Linked DNA regions of Homo sapiens: all the other regions are linked to region 3. The links are chromatin contacts, found by Hi-C or POLR2A ChIA-PET in ENCODE. All regions are on one chromosome and are shown on one strand. The core of a region is the stretch at or near the end of the contact, and the rest is flanking DNA. Distances in the headings are between cores, read along the strand shown.

Region 1 (3,380 bases), core at 184-2,683, 780 kb before region 3:
TTCAGTGGTGATGACAGGGCCCATTATGATGCAGAGTATATACTGAGGTCTGTGGATCCTAAGGCTCAGAGGATTCTCGCCGCAGCGTTGTTCGGCCCGAAAAGGCCATTGTGGACAATGGACGTGAATAAATTTGAGGCCTCTGTGGGTTTTCTCGATGTCAAAAAGTTCCTCAGTACCTGGAAGGTAAAACATACTTGCTGCAATCAGATGCTTGGCATATTAAGCGTTGGAATTCTCTCTGCCTGCCCTGCCTAGTGAGCGGTAGGGAGGAACTCAGGCTCAGCCAATCGCCGAGCTGTAGATACATTCCCAGGCTCCCTGCCGGACCCCACAACATCCAGCCTTTTTTTTGTTTTTTCTTTTTTTTCTTTTTTCTTTTTTTTTTTTTTGAGACGGAGTCTTGCTCTGTCGCCCAGGCTGGAGTACAGTGGCGCGATCTCAGCTCACTGCAACCTCCGCCTCCCGGGTTCACGCCATTCTCCTGCCTCAGCTTCCCGAGTAGCTGGGACTACTGGCGCCCGCCACTACGCCCAGCCAATTTTTTTGTATTTTTAGTGGAGACGGGGTTTCACCGTGTTAGCCAGAATCGATCTCCTGACCTCGTGATCCACCCGTCTCGGCCTCCCAAAGTGCTGGGATTACAGGCGTGAGCCACCTCGCCTGGCCTTTTTTTTTTTTTTTTAAGAGACAGAGTCTCAGTCGGTCGCCCAGCCCGGAGTGCAATGGCGCGATCTCGGCTCAGCAACCTCCGCCTCCCAGGTTCTAGCGATTCTCCTGCATTAGCCTCCTGAGTAGTTGGGATTACAGGCGCGTGCCACAACGCCCGGCTAATTTTTTTGTATTTTCAGTAGAGATAGGGTTTCACCATGTTGGCCAGGCTGGTCTCGAACTCCTGACCTCAAGTAATACACCCGCCTCGGCCTCCCAAAGTGCCGGGATTACAGGCGTGAGCCACCACGCCTGGACATTTTTTTTTTTTTTTTTTTTTTACAGGGTCTCATTCTGTGGCCCAGGCTGGAGTGCAGTGGCGATCCTGGCTCACTGCAACCTCTGCTGCCTGGCTCAAGTGATCCTCCTGTCAGCCTCTCGAGTAGCTGGGACTACAGGCGCGGTGCGGGCTAATTTTTTTTTTTTTTTTTTTTTTGTAGAAACGGGGTTTTGCCGTGATCCCCAGGCGGGTCTGGAACTCCGGAGCTCAGGTAATTCGCTCGCCTCGGCCTGCCAAAGTGCCGGGATTATAGGCGTGAGCCACCATTCCCTGCCCACCCGACCTTTTTGTAATTCGGCTTCCTAGCAGCGTACAGAAGCCCCGCGCTAGGGTACAGACAGGTCACGTGACACCACCTCCTCACGTGACGCAGACTCTGGAGCGGGGGGAGGGCGGTGCTCCAGCTGCATTGCGTCATCACGTCGCGCGGCCGCAGGGGCCAGACCCGGACGGCTCCAGAGCCTCCAGAGCCTCCGGGTCTGGGCGGCGCTTCGGCTCCTCCCGAGCCGCCTGCTAGCCCCGCGCCGCACTCCATCCCCACAGGCTGGGGACGGGCCCGGTGCGGCTGTGTGGGTTCGGGAGCGGAGGTGAGTTGCGCGGAAGTGATGGCAGTCAGCCCTTCCCTTCCTGTCCGTCAACTCCGGGTTATGGCCCTACCCCCCATCCTTGGTCTCCCTGCAAGGCGGAATGGGAGACATGCCCAACAGAGGAGGAAGGCTGGCAGTGGGGTGGGGCATCTGGCCTCGGTCACCCTCTCAACTCTCCCCCTGAACTGCCCCTCTCCGATACCTCCACCTGGCGGTGGCGGCCATATGCCTGGTGGTATTAGGAGGAAGGACTTCGTTTCCTTCTCTAGAATTTAGTCTTTCCCGAGTTTACTACCCATTCCCTGCCCCGAATCTCCCGAAGTGGAATCCCTCCATTCAGATGTTAACGAAAGTTCTAGAAAATAGGTCACTTCAGAAGGGTGAGGATGAAGGATATGCTGAGACTTGGAGTGTTGAGGCAGGAATCCCCTAGAAGGAAGACCACTCTGCACCGGGGTACTGTCATTTTGACACGGAAACGATAAAAGACCCCCCGGGCTGTCTTCATAGTAAATGGACATTTGTTCTAGACCTTTTTACACCCCTAGAGTTGCAACTAAGTTGACTTAAGTCTTTTTGAAAAACATATGCTTTGATGAATCACCCGCTTTTCTGTAAAATGGGTCTTGCAGAGTTGTTGGAGGAATTATCTATAGTGCTTATAGAGTAAAATGCCAACTACAAACAGAAGTAGATGAGAATTTAGGATCTCATTTTTCCTGTTGAAAGATTAATTGTGACTTGTGGACTTTTGGAGACCACAGTTTGATTTCCTTCCCCCCGGATCATTTCAGAAAGTTTTGGATTCCAATATCGATTCTTTAACAGTAATGGACATTCACAGATGTAGAGTAGGAATACCCTCTTGTTGAAGAGCTTCAATATCTTAAGCAAGTGTAAGTCCATCGATAACTTGCGTGGTTTCCATTATTCAGTGTAGGTAATGGGTCCTCAATTGAAGTTTCTTTTTTTTTTTTTTTTTTTGAGACAGAGTCTCGCTCTGTTGCCCAGGCTGGAGTGCAGTGGTGTGATCTCGGCTCACTGCAACCTCCACCTCCTGGGTTCAAGTGATTCTCGGGCCTCAGCCTTCTTGGTAGCTAGGATTATAGGCGCGCATCACCACGCCTGGCTATTTTTTGTATTTTTAGTAGAGACTAGGTTTCACCATGTTGGCCAGGCTGCTCTCAAACTCCTGACCTCAACTGATCACCCACCTCAGCCTCCTAAAGTGCTGGGATTACAGGAGTGAGCTGTTGGGCCCGGCCTGAAGTTTCATTTTAAGAAGAAATCCAGATATGTTTGGAAGTCATCAGACATATCATTTGGATACTTCTTTAGAAAAAAGTTTATTTTTACTGAGTGGCCTTTCTTGCTCTAAGTTGAAGTTGAATACACACTTTTTCTTACATTAAATTCTAAACATTTATTGTGCAACTTCTAGGATAGAAAGCATACATATAAAGCAGGATCCTCTTTTTATGTATGCTCTAAATACTTATCTACTTAAGGACATTAAATAGTAATAATATAACACCTTTAAGAAATTTTATATTTTCGGTTTATCATTTGAGACAAGAACCTTGTCAAGATTTACAAGACATATATTGTTTATCTCTACTTACATTTCAGCATTGATCATATTAAATGTCAAGTGGTAGGGACACTCCGTGATAGAGGAATTCAGAGGAAGAAGAGAGAGCTTTTACATGGACTAGATAGTGGCTAGTGGTTGGTGGTGATGCCAGGCATAGGAGTGCCCTCAACTTGTGTATGTTTGGGTCTGAGGAAGCCTCTTAGGTTCT
Region 2 (3,448 bases), core at 596-3,095, 740 kb before region 3:
ATTTCTATGTTAGACACAGGTAAGAGGTAGCCACTTTACACTTTGGAGATTCTCATCAGTAAAATATTTACCTGATTTGCCATATTCATTAGCCCCTCTGACGCTTGGAGTTACTTGAAAAAGGAATACAGAAAAGATCTTGAATTCACTTAGCACGCGCTTGAATTTCAGGGTTTCAGTCACACCAGTCCTTTTTTCCATTTGCTTTGAATTGTGGCATGTGATATAAACAGCTATGCGGAAGGCCTGCAAAACTGAAACAGTCCTGATGCTTCCAGAGCAAAAGGAAGGAGGAGCCACATGAGGAAGTTATTTTCCTTAAAAGATGCCTACCAACTTTGGCAGATGGATTGTGCATGCTAATTAAACCAAAGCCTATAAAACGTGACTTTTCCTATCTCAGGAAGAGATCCAGGGGAGGGTGAAGGACTGATGGCTCCTATGCTGTCTTCAGTGCTGACTAATGAGTTTCAGACCAACTTCACAAATAGTTCATACACTGAAGCCACAATGGTATGTTCTACAGAAAAATCAACACGTAAAACAGCTCCTTTTTCACTCTTCACAATCGTACACACTTTCATGTGCTCACATACATACACAGAGATACCCCTAATTTGGTGGTTCATCTTATTTTTTTAAGCTCCCATAACTGGCAACCAGCTACTTAGTTATCTAACCTGGGAAAACCAGCAGTTGCTTTGTGTCACCCCCATCACAATACAGACATCCAGCTAGTTTCTAAGTTCTGTACAATTTTAATTGTTTCAAGTCCATTCCCATATCTTTGTTCCCTCTGCTAGCTTCAGGGCCTTTCTGAGCTAGACTGATGAGGTAATAGCTACCTGATACCTTACCTCTACTCTTTTTCCTCTCTTCAATCTAGCCCCTCTATTTATTCATAGGTTATCTTTCTGAAGCACAGATAGGATCATTACAGTGCTTAACATACAGCAGACAGTAAATATCGAACAGTTATTTCTGGCCTAAAATTCCACAGATTCCCATTGTTCATGTTATTAATGTTAAATTCCTTAGCATGACATTAAAGCCATGGAGCTCTGGGCCCACTCTGCCTTACCTACCTCTACTACCACTTCTCCCCACGTGTAATGTGGGTCAGCCACAGTGGTCTACTAACCATTCCTAAATTTGTTCTCACCCTTGTTCATATATAATACTGTTCTGTCTGAAATAATCTTGCTTTCCTGACAATCCTAGTTAATTAAGAGCAGTGGCTTTAGAGTTGTGCTGCAACCTTTCTGATCTTTACCTTTCTCATTTTGTGCACAAGCGTGCCGACCCCGTAAGGAAACTGATGATTTAGTAAGTTTCTAAAGGCGCTTTGACACATTTTGCCGCATAGTAAATGGTCACAATGAGTAGAAGAGACCAGCAATTAAAGTTTCCACGCATCTTTTTCCAATACCGAAAAGATACATGCCCCTCTAAGTAGTTTCCTATAGAAGAAGCTAATGTGGCTAAAACTTGATGGGAAGTCCGACCCAGATTCCCTTCATATTGCCCCCAATAATGTCCCCATTTATTCAGGAGACTAAATTCAGATCCCAGAAAACTAAACAGTAAGGTCAACCTAATGATTTGTCTAGGTTTTAAGTGAAGCCCAGTGGCCAGGTGGGTATGGAGATGTGTCACTGGTGCCAAGAAGTGTCCCTGTCACAAAGCCTGCCGACACCTAGCCACTTAGGTTAGGCAATGAATGAAGGCGCTTGCGCAGTAGAGTCCAGAGCGGGGAAGCGGGCGCCTGCGCAGAGACATAGTGACCGTCCGCTCGCCGCCCCGCCTCTGCCAAGCCGCGCCAGCGCAGTGAATAACGAGCCAGCAGAGACAGCGTCTGCGCAGCCGTGGCTGAGGAGCCTGTGGCGGCAGCGGCGATGGAACCAGCGGAGCAGCCGAGCGAGTTAGTGTCAGCCGAGGGCCGAAACCGGAAGGCGGTGCTGTGCCAGCGTTGCGGCTCCCGGGTGCTGCAGCCAGGGACCGCTCTCTTCTCTCGCCGACAGGTAGGGAGGCAGGTTGGAGGCCGTTTACACCCACAGTCTCCCCCGACGAGCCGCCGCAGTCAGAATCTGAACCCCGGCTCTTCAATTTCCGGCAACCGCGCCCTCCTCGCGCGGCCTTAAGCCCCGCCCCTCGGGCCTCAGCTCGGCGAGGCTCCGCCCCTGGGGCCGCTGAAGGCTAGGGAGGGAACCGGGTCCCGCCCCGGCATCTTTTGCCGCGGGAACCCTTCCCTGGGCCACCCGGCCCAGCCAGCCCGGCCCTCTGCCCCCGGGGGGGCTTCGAGCGCGGGCCGTGCGCCCCGCCGCCGTCCAAGGCCGGTGCTCCGCGGGCGCGTGGAAGGGAGGCGCCCCATTCCGGCTCTCGGAGCTCCCGCCAGCTTGCAGGACCCGGCAGGTGCCTCTCGGCCGCCGCTCACCGCGGGTGTTGCTGGGTTCCTTTCCCACTTTAGACCTCACCCGCCAGTCCTGAATTCACCGTCTCATTTATGACGGGCACCTATCTGCTCCACAGAGGATCCCCAGGAACAACTGGTGTTGGGGACGCGGCAAAATAACCCTGGTAACCTACCCACTTTACCGAGGCACTGGAAGCCTGTGGTTTTCCAGATGAATCATATTTCAAGTGCAGTAGATCCCTGACGTCCTGGAAGTAAATTTCGAAGAAAAACTTTTTTTTTCCCTTCAGTTTAGGGATTTTAATACCCTTCCTACCACCATCATCGCAAGTGAGAAAGTTGAAAAAAAAATTTATTTCGGTAAACTGTGTTGAAGTGCAAATATAATGTCATTTCAACCATAGACACATCCTATCATTCAAAATTATTTCTAAAAATATGCAGATCATTTTATTATTTCACGTGCTTGAACAGATGGTGAAGTGTAATGTCTAGTAGAAGAGCAAGAGGTACCCATTCGTCCAAAACAGCCTTTCATCAAAGGAGGAAAAAAGGGAATCTGTGTCTGTTGTTTTGTAGGTATTTTGATGACTTTTGATCTAGAGATTGGTGGAGGTCCCGGGGTTCTTTTAAGACTTCAAGGTTTAGGAGTAGAGTTCTCAATTAATTTTACGAAGTTAGTGGCATTATGGAGTCAGTGGAAAGAACATGGATCTTGGAATTGAAACATACATGGAATTGAGTCCTGACTATCATTCATTAACATTAAAACAGTTAGGCTGGGCGCGGTGGCTCATGCCTGTAATCCCAGCACTTTGGGAGGCCGAGGCGGGCGGAACACCTGAGGTCAGGAGTGTGAGACCAGCCTGGCCAACATGGCAAAACCCCATCTCTACTAAAAAAAAAAATACAAAAATTAGTTGGGGGTGGTGGCACAAGCCTGTAATCCCAGCTACTCGGGAGGCTGAGGCAGGAGAATCGCTTGAACCTGGGAAGCCGAGGTTGTAGTGAGCGGAGATTGAGTCACTGCACTCC
Region 3 (3,353 bases), core at 488-2,987:
AAAAAAGAAAAAAAGAAATGTGTTGCTCACAGTTCTGGAAGCTGGGAAGTCTAGGATCAAGACCCTTGCAGACTCAGTGTCTGGCTATTAGGCAGAGCCTTCTTTCTGTCCTTGCATGGTGAAAAGGTTGTGGGCTGGTATTCTTCCCCCTAATCCCACCGGCCCCCTTTATAAGGCTCTACCCTCATGACTTAATCACCTCCTAATACCATCACTTTAGGGATTAGGACTTCAACCTATGAATTTGGGGGGACACAAACATTCAGTCCATAGCCTTTATCTTAGGAGCTAGAGGAGGACTTATAAAGGGCAGAGGTTAGAAAGATGGTGCTTAATAAACCAGAATATTGGCCAGGCTCATGCCTGTAATCCCAGCACTTTGGGAGGCTGAGGCAGGCAGATGGCTTGAGCTCAGGGCTTCGAGACCAGCCTGGACAACATGGCAAAACCCCGTCTCTACCAAATATACAAAAATTAGGCTGGCATGGTGGCGCATGCCTGTAGTCCCAGCTACTCGGGAGGCTGAGGTAGAAGAATCACCTGAGCCCGAGGAGGTGGAGGCTGCAGTGAGTCGAGATCCCACCGCTGCACTCCAGCCTGGGCCACACAGTGAGACCCCATCAAAAAAAAAAAAAAAAACAATATTATGCTAGCCGAAACCTTGTGATTCTTCTACTTTGGTAACTGTTTGACTATTTGGGGTCATCTAACTCCAGTTGATTGGACAGATATGGTTGATATTGATAGTTTACCCACTTTTGACTAAAACAATAGACTACATATGACTACATTTGAAAACCAAACCCCAACGGGCAGCCAGCATAGGCTGGGGACTGCCCGAAGCCTGAGCCTACCCGGGACTGCCAGCTGAGGTTGTCAGCCTGCCTGAGCAGGTCCTATGGGTGGGTCTTGCAAGGAGAGGGGCAGGAGTAAGGCATCTTTGCAGGCACTCCAGACCCACTTCAAGAGGAGAACTATCACTTCTCCTCCTGAAGAATACTCTGCTTTTCACCAAAACAGGGCAACATTTTCCTTTGTCACAGACGTTCCTCACTGAAAACCCCCTGCCAGGACTGTATCTGTTTGGGTATCTTGGGGATGCTGGTAAAAATCCGGAGCAAGTTCAAGCGTCCGTTTCACTTGGGGCCAGAGGCTTCCTAACAAGTGGTCGGGGTAAATTGTGGTGAACAAAACAAGATGGAGTATTAAAAGACCCGAATACGGTTGTCCCTCTGCACTGGGTGCATTTTGAGAGGATGGGACTGTACCCAGGAATGCTCAGAGGCAAGGGTTCAGGGACAAAAAAGCCTCCATCTGCCTCCCTGTCGTAGAGATCTCATCTCCGTGTCCTGGGAAGTGGGTGACCCACTCTCCTTCAACCTGAAAAGGCTCCTGCTTAACCGGAACCTCACCCACCTCGAGCCCACCACCCTTTAAGAAAGGGGGTGCCAGTCAGGGCGCGGCAGTCGGGGACAGGGTCTAAAATAAATTAGACCCCATTTCCCAAGCGCCTCTCGACGCCAGCTGCCGGTCAACCCCCGCCGCTGAAGCCTGCGGATTCCCTGCTCACCCCACCTGCGGATTCCCTGCTCACCCCACCTGCGGGTGCGGCCCCTGGCCCCCCGGCTCCAGCGAGGGAGGAGCGCGCGCTCGGGTGCGAGCAGGACACGGCCCGGCCGCGAGGGAGGGCGGCGGCGGCGGCGGAGGAGGAGGGCGCGGAAGCCACACCCATCGGCGAGCCGATTCCGGGGCAGCGAGTCGTCGGCAGCCGCGCTCGAGCCTCCGCCCGCACCGAGCCGCGGGACCCGGGCCGTACCGGGGAGGGGCCGCTCCGGGCCGCAGCGCGAGGGCAGCGAGGGGCGGCGGGGACCTGGCACCGGGCGGGGCCGGCGGCAGCGACCATGATCGCTTTGTTCAACAAGCTGCTGGACTGGTTCAAGGCCCTATTCTGGAAGGAGGAGATGGAGCTCACGCTGGTCGGGCTTCAGTACTCGGGCAAGACCACCTTCGTCAACGTGATCGCGGTACGAGGGCGTCGGGCGCGGGGTCCCCGGGCGCGGGCCGCGGGTCGGGCCTGTCCCCGCCCGCGCCGCGCCCTGCTGAGCCGGGGTCGCCGCCTGGCATAGCCGGGCACGGCCGGGCGCCGGGCGGGGGAGGAGCCGGCCCCGAGCGCTTGGGGCCTAGTACGGCCCGTGCCGTGGGGGACCGGGGCGGCGCGCGACCCGCTCTCTCACCCGGGCCGGTACTGCACGGCTGGGGGCAGGGGAAGGGGGACGAACAGACAGGGCCGGTGCCACGGGGCAGGCGGCACCGAGGGGCTCTCGAAGCAGGAGGGACCCGCTGCCGGCTGAGACGGGCCCCCTCTGGCCCCCGCGCAAGGGGGCATGACGGGGCGAAAGTGCACGGGCCTTCCTGTCCCGCGGGTAGAGGGTCACGGGACGGGGCGGCCGAGAGGCTTGAGGAGGGGGTTTGGGCAAGCCCAGCCCCACCCAGAGGGCTTAACCCCTCCTTGCCGGAAGAGGAAGCCCCGGCCCTATTGAGGGGGAGGGGAGGTATCCCCCGGGGTAGAGGAGTCAGCTGAGGCCCTTGGCTCAAGCCCAGACTCCTCCCCAACTTCTCCCCGACCCGCAGTGTCTAGCCGGGGGTCCAGGGAGGATCGCATGGTAACGGGAGTTTGGAGACTCCGTCTGGCTCAGAAGTTTGCAGGAGCAGGTGCTCCCGACAAGAGAGGATGAGGTGTAGGGGCACGGCCCACTGGGGCCTTGGGAGAGTGGCTCTAAGGGCTTTGGGTCGTCAACACTGAAGTGGGTGATTGTAAGTCTTTCAGCGCCAGGGGAGTGGTGGGGAAGGAGTTAAAATCTCTCTCAAAAAAGGGGAAGATGAGCTCCATGGGTGTGAGCTGAGGCTGCCGTAATGGCTGCGGCCTGCCTGTCAGAGCCAGGCTAGACAGGGCTTGTGGGTCGAGGAAGCATGGGACAGGGGCTGGGGTTGTCCAGGGACCTGGCCCCAGTCCCAAAGCTGAGGTTTCCCACAACTGTGAGTTGGCCAGATAGTAACCAAAGATACTGATGAGATAGGTCAGCAGAGGAATGTATCCAGCCGGCCTAGGTACCTCTACCTGTCCGTGTTGTTGCCCCACCTTGCAGAAGATGGGCCTCCTCGACAGTTCTCAGCGTCCTAGAAGGCAGGGGACGTCACTTCATTGGACCTGAGGCATGAAGGCAGATGGAAAGCTCGAGGGGCGGGCATCCTGTGGTTACACAATTGAACACTGGCTTCCTTTCCCAAACATGCTCTGCAAATGACCTCTGCCCTTTCTCGACCCAGTGTCTCCTGTCTCCTGACCTGACAGG
Region 4 (3,073 bases), core at 544-3,043, 860 kb before region 3:
TCCTTACACATTCAGAAATCCAGAAATGCAAAGGCCTTTTATTTTCACATTGCCTTATGGGTTTTTACCTGATAATAACATGTTCTCAATGAAGGGCTACTAGAGTCCAGTTCACAGCTCCAGAACTCTACTAACACGTACTAATCTCTTTCCCTCTCGAATTCAGACAAAAGAAAAAAGAAAGCCCAGGTGTATTAAATCCCGGCCCACTACCAAGGTTCTTAGGGAGAGCCAAGTTTTCTTTAAACTCTCCTGGTATCACGTCTTATATCTCCTCCTGTGCTACTGGGAAAGTAACATCTTCAATTTGTCACCACAGGCAGGTCTAATAAACCAAAAGAGAACAAGCTCCATACCTTTGTGTCTCTTGCTTTTCTTTTTTCTGGAGACAGTTCTCTCATGGATGCTTTCCTCCTGGGCATCCATCTCATCACTGCTGTCGATGATGTCACAGGGCTCACCAGCCCCAGAAAGAGCTTCCTCTGCAGGAACCTGAGAGGCTTCCAAGCCACAAAGAGATTTTACTAGAAGAAAATAAAAGGAGAATGAGATGGCACACAGCTCCACCCAGAAATACAAACAACTTAGCCAAGGTATCAGCATCCATTCAGGAAAGGGGGGAAAAAAAACATCGTTGAGAGAGAAAGGTGAGAATCTGTCACCAAAAAAAATAAAGATTTTAGTATTTTAAATACAAAAAAAAAAAAAAAAAAGGAAAGCAATGGGCAAACTGACTCCAAAGTTGCAGAAACTCCTTTTTTCAGCCCTGAAGAAAAAAGGTGTGTACAATTTTTCCACTATAAACCCTGCAGGATAAAAGCTGATTTGTATTCTCATAAGGTCTACAGAGAAATGTTTGAGACAAATTGAATCCAATTTAATCCTGGTCCTGAGCTGGAGGCAGTAGGTGTCATAAAACACAAGTCTCAGACCCATGAGTAAACAGACTGAAAGCAAGAGAAACACCAGAAAAGGAAAAGAACACTCCAAGGTTATTAAACAAGGAAGCAAACTGCAGAGTAAAACATGTGAACTACAGCAAAGAGATTAATAACCAAGAAGAATGCAGTGGAAACTAAAAAGTATGCAAACATGTTTTTAAATGCAAAGAAAGAAAGAAAATATTTCTGCTACAGAAACTGCTACTCTTGACTAATCCTCCTCCACCCCAATATGTAAGTTAACACTAACGAAAGCAAACACGGTTACAGGAAGACGACTAAAGGACTGCAAGAAAAACAGAAATAAAATACCTAGTTCTGTCTTCGCGGCATGAGTCTTTAAAGGCTCGCGCAAAGCTTACCTTCCTGCTGAACAGCGTTGGCTACGGCTTTCTTGACTCGTCCAGACCTCACGACCGCCGGATCCGAGTTGGCGTAATCCGCCACGGTCACTGCAACACAGCACCAACCCTCAAGGAAGAGGCCTTCTCTCGTCAGCGTCTTCCCCGCCAACACCTCCTCCTCGCTGCAGGCCCCCGGACCGAGCCGCCCTCCAGCCGCGGGCACGCGAGCGCTCACCTCGGCACGGTCCAGCCCCCTCCCAGCCGCCAGCCCCCAAAATGTTTCAGCGCCCCTGCCCCCCTCGCCCACCTCGGCCGGAGCAGGCGTCGTGGGCCCGGAACTTGAGTCGCTTTCCTCTCTTGGGCATGGCGACCGTATCGGGGCGAGGCCTGCCTAGCGGGCCGGGCCCCCGGGCCATGTCTCCGGCCGGAGAGCCGGCCCCGGGAGCCGCAAGCCAGCTCCGCCCGGCTCCGCGGCCATCCCACACCGGAGGCCGCTAACTCTCGCGAGAACATAGGTCCGGGTTCCGAGTCGCGTTGTCGGACGACGCCTCTCCACGCGAACCAATCATCGCCAGGTGCAAGGATACGTCATCATCCGGCACCCGCGAATCAAGCTGGGTCCGGGTTCCAGGTGGAGAGAGAGCTGTTGTACTGGGTGGTGTCGCGTATCGCCGTACCTCGTGTGAGATGAATGGTGTCTCAGAACCATAGCCCACACCTGTGTTGATTAGAATTGAGAGTTTACATCCTGGTCTCCGGGATTCTTCTTAGTAACTCCTCTGTCCACACTCCAGGTCCACTTCAGCACCAAAATGCATATACACTGTCATCTTCGTGCTCTATCTCGGACCACAGAGACTGAGCGCCTGCTAGTCTAACATAGGTCTGTAAGAGTCTTCACTCTATTTTACGAAAGCTATAAATAAATTTCTGAATTCTCAAAATAGGAGAAGGAGTTCTTAAAAGCTTCCAATCGGCCGGGCGCGGTGGCTCACGCCCCTAATCCCAGTACTTTGGAAGGCCGAGGCGGGCGGATCACGAGGTCAGGAGATCGAGACCATCCTGGCTAACACGGTGAAACCCCGTCTCTACTAAAAATACAAAATATTAGCCGGGCGTGGTGGCGGGCGCCTGTAGTCCCAGCTACTCGGGAGGCTGAGGCGGAAGAATGGCATGAACCCGGGAGGCGGAGCTTGCAGTGAGCTGAGATCGGGTCACTGCACTCCAGCCTGGGCGACAGAGCAAGACTCCGTCTCAAAAAAAAAAAAGTTTCCAATCTATCACCATATAAGGTTAGCCGAGAGAAAGGACGAAAGAGAGACCCAAGGTCAGCCGAGGAAGTTTATTAACCTGACGGCTGCTCCACCACAGACAGAGGAGGCACCCCTGAGCTTACAAAATGAGGGGTTTATATGGGGGAGAGAGACCCTGGGGTTGTTTGCTGGTTAATTTTGCCACATATTAGCTTGTGACGTTTATTACAGGAGGGTGTAGGTAAAGTTTGTTTATGCTTCCCATCACCTTCCCCTGTGCGGTCCGGATGATTTGTAATTGGGGTTTGTTTATTGCAGCAAGGTCTGATAAGTGAAGTCTGCTGGCTTCATAAGGACTTAGAAGTGTAAAGAGGCTTGGGGGAAGGAGAAGAGTTGCAGAGCATTAGGGGGAGGAGTGAGCAGCACGGAGAGGTTTGGGGGAAGTGTCGGCAGTACCAAGAAGCTTTTTGGGGCAGTTTGTTCCTAACACACCATACCTCCAAAAAACTACTAGAAGCATCCATGAAAAACTATC

The links. Hi-C counts contacts between places; a loop is a spot of excess contacts on that map. ChIA-PET counts read pairs that join two places held with the same protein, here RNA polymerase II (POLR2A). Pooled maps may share reads with other maps.
Region 1: a loop to region 3 is called in a pooled map, with 3 times the contacts of the local background. The contact joins the promoter of KLHL12 here to the promoter of ARL8A in region 3. A Hi-C loop is called at or near these places in 1 of 50 pooled maps. POLR2A ChIA-PET finds 5 or more read pairs at or near these places in 6 of 52 experiments (AG04450, B cell, GM12878 and 2 more).
Region 2: a map of CD8-positive, alpha-beta T cell shows a loop between it and region 3 (6-fold over the local background). The contact joins the promoter of RABIF here to the promoter of ARL8A in region 3. A Hi-C loop is called at or near these places in 3 of 168 maps with a recorded cell type or tissue (CD4-positive, alpha-beta T cell, CD8-positive, alpha-beta T cell and naive thymus-derived CD4-positive, alpha-beta T cell) and 5 of 50 pooled maps.
Region 4: a loop to region 3 is called in a pooled map, with 6 times the contacts of the local background. The contact joins the promoter of TMEM183A here to the promoter of ARL8A in region 3. A Hi-C loop is called at or near these places in 5 of 50 pooled maps. POLR2A ChIA-PET finds 5 or more read pairs at or near these places in 3 of 52 experiments (GM10248, HepG2 and activated naive CD4-positive, alpha-beta T cell).

The regions. Positions count from the first base shown.
Region 1 is chr1:202,925,287-202,928,666 of GRCh38, reverse strand. It overlaps KLHL12 (kelch like family member 12), which reads left to right and starts at 1,433. Exons shown (of 12, transcript NM_021633.4): 1 at 1,433-1,578. RefSeq lists enhancers at 1-164, 1,241-1,290.
Region 2 is chr1:202,887,546-202,890,993 of GRCh38, reverse strand. RABIF (RAB interacting factor) reads left to right here and starts at 1,845. Exons shown (of 2, transcript NM_002871.5): 1 at 1,845-2,021. The coding sequence starts at 1,896. RefSeq lists an enhancer at 1,810-2,079 and a silencer at 2,150-2,439.
Region 3 is chr1:202,143,121-202,146,473 of GRCh38, reverse strand. It overlaps ARL8A (ARF like GTPase 8A), which reads left to right and starts at 1,737. Exons shown (of 7, transcript NM_138795.4): 1 at 1,737-2,024. The coding sequence starts at 1,902. RefSeq lists silencers at 1,537-2,246, 2,747-2,796.
Region 4 is chr1:203,006,094-203,009,166 of GRCh38, reverse strand. TMEM183A (transmembrane protein 183A) reads right to left here and starts at 1,793. Exons shown (of 8, transcript NM_138391.6): 1 at 1,593-1,793; 2 at 1,304-1,393; 3 at 357-524. The coding sequence starts at 1,701. It also overlaps the pseudogene MGAT4FP. RefSeq lists enhancers at 894-1,666, 1,667-2,441, 2,445-2,574 and a silencer at 1,485-1,734.